2 separate regions of the Homo sapiens genome follow, and region 1 is linked to region 2. The links are chromatin contacts, found by Hi-C in ENCODE. All regions are on one chromosome and are shown on one strand. Each heading gives the region's core, a stretch centred on a gene start or an enhancer-like site at or near the end of the contact. The rest is flanking DNA. Distances are from core to core; before and after follow the strand shown.

Region 1 (3,272 bases), core at 243-2,742, 1.8 Mb before region 2:
CCTGCCTGCCCTGCCAGGTCTAGGGGTGCATCCAGGCAGAACAGCAATCCCCTTCCATCCTTTCTTAGCTTAGCAAATGCTTCTCTCCTTTGTCCTGGCTACCCTGGGTCTCCTAGGAGGCCATGATGCTCAGGAGAGGGTCCTGGGGCCACAAGGCTAGAGGCCTTTGTGAGTACTGTCTTTTTCTCCTCATGTGTCAGGATGAACAAGGAGCCTGCAGGTGACCGAGAGGGTGTACTGCTGGAAGTTGCCATGGCACAGCCTGGGCAGTGTGGCTGGCTTTGTGATGGGCTGCATACAGTAGGTGCTCAGTGCTACAGCACCCTGGAGCTGTCGAATAATACCAGCATCATCTTCCAGTCCTTCTGGTACCTTCTTCACTTGGATCCAGCCCCTTGTGGGGAAGGAGGGGCTTTTACACAGGTGCTTGCTTCCAGGGAGGCTGCTGTGGTCTCACCATGGCTACGACCAGCAGCCAGGCACTGGAATACCCAGAGAAGCTTCTTTCAGCCTTGCTGCCTCCTTCCTCCCCCAGCACCCCTCGTCAGCTGAGTGTTCTGGGCTAGGAATGCTTGTCAAGCTGGAGGGGTAAACCTCACTGTAGCATCTGGTGTCAGTCTGGGTGGGGAAAAGAACTTATTTCTGGGAGATGAGAGGCCTACGCAGGCCCCGAGAGCCCTGTAGGGCCTGAAGATGGCCCAGTGCCAGAGGGTGCCCCAGAAAGAGGTCCTGTGCTGGGGCACCTGAGGTCCCGGGTGGTCCCTTGCCCCTGTTCTTTGGAGGAACCAGGAGTGAGTCACCAATTACCCAGCTGGGTCTGTTTGACCTCAAAACAGGAGGTTTACTCTGAAAACAGGGTGGGTCTGGTAGTTCTCAGAAGAAGCCACAGATGTAGGAAGAAGTGGAGTTAGGAGGAACATATTTACATGTCATCTAGAGGCAAAATATTTCTATATCCTTACAGATAACTGGAATATTCAGGGCTTCGAAGACCCGCTTTTGTAAAAAGAAGGACCCTGCAAGCCAGAGAGGGCACCAGGCTTTTTCAAGGCCACACAGGCAGGTAACAGCCACCTTGATCACCTGGCCTAGGGGCAGTGACCTAGCTTTCTCCTGCATCTTCAGCTTTCTCCTGTGCCAAACTGTGGCCCAGGCTGGGCACCAGCTGTTGGCCATGTGCCCGGTGAGCCCCCCACCCCTCGCCCCTACTTCTCCCAGGACGGGCCGCATTTCTGCACTGTCCCGCCTCACTGGGAAGGAAACTCTCTTTCTCAATTTGCTTTAATGAGGCCATTGAGGTTCACCTAACCTCTGTCTCCCTGCTCTTTCCTTCTGCTACCAGCTTTTCCATTTTTTACGCCACAGTTGTGCTGTGCAGGGCAGGAGCAAAGCCTGCTGAGGAGGGCTGGCCCCCTTCCAGGTACAGCAGGTGGCTAGGAGGAACTGCGTGCCAGAATTACTCAGAAGCAGCGGCGAGGAAACCAAGCTGTCGCCAGCCAGAGGTTTAACGGGGAAGGCCTCCTCGGTGACTTCAGCCAAGTTTCAGTTTCCTGCCAGTGGGCACTGAGTTTAACCCACTCTAGGCGGGGAGTGTAGCCATCCAGATTTTAGCAAGGGCCCCAGGGGATTCTGACGCAAGCTATACTTTGAGAACCACTGCTGAAGAGTTTGCAATGTTTTCCAAATTAATTTGACTACAGAACAAATCATTTTTTTGAGGGAAACATGACTTCATGCTTTGTATTAACTCTTGGTCTTATTTTATGATGCATTTTTAACAACATGATGCTACCTTAGCAAATAAAATTGAAATTTTCTAGCCTCGTCTGATTTTTAGATGGGATACCACCCTACATTTTCCAAACAAATTTATTTTACAATGGGACACATCCCTGATTTCATAACAAAATTTAATGAAAGTCAATATGTTTTATAGGCATCAGTTAATAGAAGGGGATTATTTTTTAAATTTCCAAGGATTTCAGAGGCTTTCGGGTAGCATTTGGGAAGTTAAAAGTGGGAGAATCCTACTTGTGTCACAGGAAAAGTGGTTCCTATGAGTGCTTTGGTGACTTGGGGCCAAATGGTTTCTGAGTTGGGATGACGATAAGAGGGGATGTGGTCTTCTTCCCATATACAAACCCACGCTTTGCTTTCCAGTGCCAGGCCAGCAGGCCCCCTCCTCTTCCGGCCTCTCTTTCCTCCGCCATCACTTCTCCCGATCCCCAGCCTGGGTCCTCACCCTTCCTCCTGCTGCTACGTCCCTCCCTTCCTCCACAGGCACCCTGCCCGTCCACTGAGCTCAGGGCCCTTCTCTCCTGGCCTGGCCCCTCCGCAGCCTTCCTTGCCTGGGGGATATCGCTCCTTCCCTACACCCCTGGTGCCTTTTGAAACAGGGTCTCACTCTGCCGCCCAGGCGGGAGTTCAGTGGCGCAGATCACTGCAGCTTCCACCTCCCCGGCTCAAGCGATCCTCCCGCTCGGGAATCCCCGAACACTGGGATTACAGGCGTGAGCCTCCGCACCCACTCCCTACCGATCATCCCCCTTCAGGACGCTGCCATCCATGTAGCTGGGTCGTCTGGAGCACGGGGCATGTGGCTGGCCTGCGGGGCTGGGGGAGGGCCGGTGGGAGTGGCTGCCCTCAGAGCCCACCCCCTAGGCCTCTGCCTGCCCCCAGGTTCCCTCTCCCCCGTCCCTTGTCGGGAGTCACTCGTCAGCTTCTCTTCTCAGCCCGGCTGCGCAGCGCTCTCAACCCAACCCCTGGACTCATCTTCGCCCCAGCCTCCTTCGTGCCCAGCGTCCCTTGTAAATGACCCCCCCGGCCGGGTGCCCCGCTTTCTCTCTCGGCCTCTTCCGCGTGGTCTGCTCTCCGCCCGCCTGCGCTCGCCCGGCCTCCCTGCCTCTGCGCCTTCACCTGACCGCAAAGGCGGCCAGGGCAGCCTCCGCGCGGCCTGACAGTCACGGCTCCCAGTTTGTCCCTGGACGTGGGAAACTCGGGCTCATAGCGCCTCTACGTACACTGCGGCACAGACTGGCGTTTCCTACGGCGCCTTCACTGGAAAGCGCCCCTGTGGTCCTGGGGAGAGGGCGGCTCCATCCGCCACCCTTCCCGGAGCTGCCCCCGCCCATTCTCATGGGAGGAAATCGCAGGGCGTGTGAGCCCCCGACCCCTCGCCCCCACCTCTTCCAGGACCGGCCGCATTTCTGCACTGTCCCGCCCCACTGGGAAGGAAACTCTCTTTCTCAATTTCCTTTAATGAGGACATTGTC
Region 2 (3,068 bases), core at 410-2,909:
GGTGGTGGGTGAGGATGTGCCCCATTTTGCAGCTGGGCAGTCTGTCTATGGAGGCTGGGGTCACATCAACCCCAATCCTAACAGCTTTCTCCCCTGCTTTGGGCCCTTCAATGTGTCCACTTTCCTGAGACGCCTTAAGGGAATTTATGCAGATCTATAAAAGTGACGATGGTCCCCCCTCACAGCCACCTTTTCCCACCAATGCTTTGTCATGTACCTTCACGGCAGGATCTGAAACTTGTCCTAGTGTCCACAGCCGGTCTTGACCTTAACAGAACCTATGTACCCTTGTGTGAAGCAGAGGCCGCAGCCTTAGGACTCTGAGCCTTGGCCTTTGCTGTGTGCCGCCCTCCACCCCTTTCTCAGACTTGGGAGGAGTGAGGAGAGGAGCCACCTGGGGCAGTTCAGGAATGGGGAGCTTCAGGACAGTTTGCACCACACACTCTGGGACTTAGCTGTGCAACACCCCGACCCCCATGTGAGGAAGGTGGTGTTTGTTTGCTCCACCAGACTGTCAGCTCCTCCCTAGGAGCACGGAGTGTGTCTTGCTCACATTCGTATCCCCAGTGTCAGCACTTAAAATGGATTCAACGGATAAATGTTGAATGAAATTCAGAAATGATGTGCAATAGTAAAAGCTAACATTTAGGAATCAACTTATTACTTACAGACACCTTTGCATATTGAGTGAAATTAAGTTGTTTGATTTAACAAATCTGTGGCTTTGGGGTAGAGAACAAGAACATAGCAAGAGGAAGCATTCTTTATTAGTCCTTCACGAAAGAGGATGGACAGACACATCTACGGAGAGGGGCTCCAGAGGCAGGGACCCAGAGATACACCCGGCCAGGCAGAACAGCTCCAGGATGTGGCCCCGATCCTGGAAAAGTGCGTTTAAAAGAGGCTTAAGGCATATCAGACAGCCTGGCCAACATGGTAAAACCTTCATCTCTACTAAAAATACAAAAAAATTAGCCAGGCATGGTGGCACAGACCTGTAGTCCCAGCTACTTGGGAGGCTGGGGCAGGAGAATCACTTGAGCCCAGAAGGCGGAGGTTGCAGTGAGGCGACACCGTGCCACTGCACTCAAGCCTGGGAGACAGAGTGAAGGAAAAAAAAAAACAGGCATTATTAGAGAGGCTTTATCTCCTACGTGTTCAAAAGCAACCATGCTCCTCCCAGTATCTCAGGACGACTGGACTGCCTGTGTTCCTGTTGCTCTTCACAGAAGCTCCATGAAAGCGGGCTTCGCTTTTGTTCATGCAGCCAGAGGCTCAACACATGACCTCGAAGCCGCCAAGGCTTTATCAAACGGATTTCTCCCAAAAACTTCGTTTCCTTCCGCGACGCCCTGCAAGAACCCTGTATTCCTGAGTCCCTGGCTCAGCGTCTGCTACCCCGATGCTGTCAATCAGATCCTGCTAATCTGAGCGGCCGTGGCTCCGTCCCGGCTCCGCGTCCGCTGACAGGTCACCGCTGTGAGTCTCCGGATTACCAGTCCAAACGGGACGGCTTGAGGTCCCCGCGCCCTAGGGACCTGCGGGGCCCGAGCGCAGGGCGCGCCAGAGAACTACATTTCCCACAGAGCTCTTGGGAAGCCGGGGCCGCCGAGACCCACGGCCCGGCGGGCGGGCTCGCGGGGAGACTCCTGGGAGTTGTAGTCCATTCCGCCGGCGCCGGCGCTGGCGCTGCTGCGGGCTCGGCGCCGGCCTTTGTCTGCGGGCACGCGCCGCTGCGGTGAGTGAGGCCGCTGGCCGGGTCAGAGCGCCGGGGCAAGGCGGGGCTGCGCCATCAGACCGCTGTCCCGGGCCCTCCGTGTGGCCGCCTTATGCCAGCGGCCGCCAAGGAAATGAGCAGGCCTGGCCGGCCCGGGCCCCGAGGGAGGCCAGCCGCGAGCGGAGAGGTCGGCGGTCCGCAGAGCAGGGTCCCGTGGACCGGAGAGCGGGATGCCGAGGTTCAGGACGCAGGGCGGGCCCGGTGCCCGGGGCCCGGGGCCTGAGGCGGGAGGGCAGCGTCTGCGGAGAGGAGCAGGGCCCATGGCGTCGGGGCGTGGGAGGGGGAGGCCGCGGCAGGCTCACCCGGCCTCCGTGCGGGCTTCAGCGAGTGCGGGAAGCCGGTGCCGGCCTTCCGGGGTGGGAGGAGAGGCAGCCCCTGCGGGGGAGAGTAGGAAGCCAGGCAGCGTGTGGGAAACCACGCTACCCACAAGCTCCTAAACCTGAAACTGGCCCCAGGACATTTTCCAGACCGCCAAGTGTACCCCTCTTCTCATCCGCCCTCCAGAGGACGCCGGATTTTAGATCTTAAGTCTGGTGGTCTCGTCTGATACTCCTCTTGTTTGGTTCTTTCCTTCTCATTGTCCTACCTGATAGGACAGTGTTAGTAACCTGTTTAATAAGTGGGGAAGCAGAGTCAGGGCTGCTGGGTTACTCGCCCAAGATCATATCCTGGGGGAGCCACGGCAAGAAGCCAAGACTCACGGACTACTTCTAAGCTTTTTCCAAAGGATATAGTAGCCTTTCTAATAGGAAAATCAATGTTTTTAATTATAAAGCCACTTTTACAAAATCTTGGGGAAACTGCTTCCTCAGACCTGTGATCTAGGGAGAAAAATATGACAATTTCTCCCTTACTAATCACGGAGGTCCCTGATAGGCGGCGGAGTTGTAACTTGAAGACCTCACAGCAGGTGGAGAGGCAGAGCTGTGAATTCTACTCTAATTTCTGGAATCCCCGGCGACAGAGTCCAACCCCAGGCAGCAGGCGCCATGTACCCCAGGGACTTTTAATGTGTGTGCAGCTGTTGAGCAAGAATACCTTGAACTTCCAAATGATGTGCTGGCATGCTGGTAGGGAATTCCTTTGCAGCTTGTGTTCCAAGTTGGAAGTGAGTCCTCCAAATAAAAATTTAAATGATTCTCCTGGTCATCACAGCATGTAGCAGAATGTGCAGTTGTCAAGAAGAACCAGGTGCTTAGGTTGACAAAACAAAGAATGGTAGCATCATACTATTATTTCATTAAATCAGAAGGCCAGCATTTTGATAGGACAAATTAGAGGGAAACAAGGA

What was found. Hi-C counts contacts between places; a loop is a spot of excess contacts on that map. Pooled maps may share reads with other maps.
Region 1: a loop to region 2 is called in a pooled map, with 18 times the contacts of the local background. The contact joins the enhancer-like site here to the promoter of ZNF32 in region 2. A Hi-C loop is called at or near these places in 1 of 168 maps with a recorded cell type or tissue (posterior vena cava), 1 of 37 single-sample maps with no recorded cell type and 5 of 50 pooled maps.

The regions. Positions count from the first base shown.
Region 1 is chr10:45,418,856-45,422,127 of GRCh38, reverse strand. The region is part of intron 4 of ALOX5 (arachidonate 5-lipoxygenase); the gene reads right to left. Among named protein-coding and RNA genes, the nearest start is that of ALOX5, 46 kb to the right of the region's middle. RefSeq lists enhancers at 1,274-1,775, 1,804-2,495, 2,496-3,189. Within about 2 kb of position 1,492, at least 33 of the 41 ENCODE cell types and tissues checked have a DNase peak (open chromatin) inside an H3K27ac peak, as active enhancers do.
Region 2 is chr10:43,647,472-43,650,539 of GRCh38, reverse strand. It overlaps ZNF32 (zinc finger protein 32), which reads left to right and starts at 1,659. Exons shown (of 3, transcript NM_006973.3): 1 at 1,659-1,738. All of the region lies in intron 1 of ZNF32-AS3 (ZNF32 antisense RNA 3), which reads right to left. It overlaps ZNF32-AS2 (ZNF32 antisense RNA 2), which reads right to left. Exons shown (of 3, transcript NR_047558.1): 3 at 2,521-2,971. RefSeq lists a silencer at 1,634-2,153.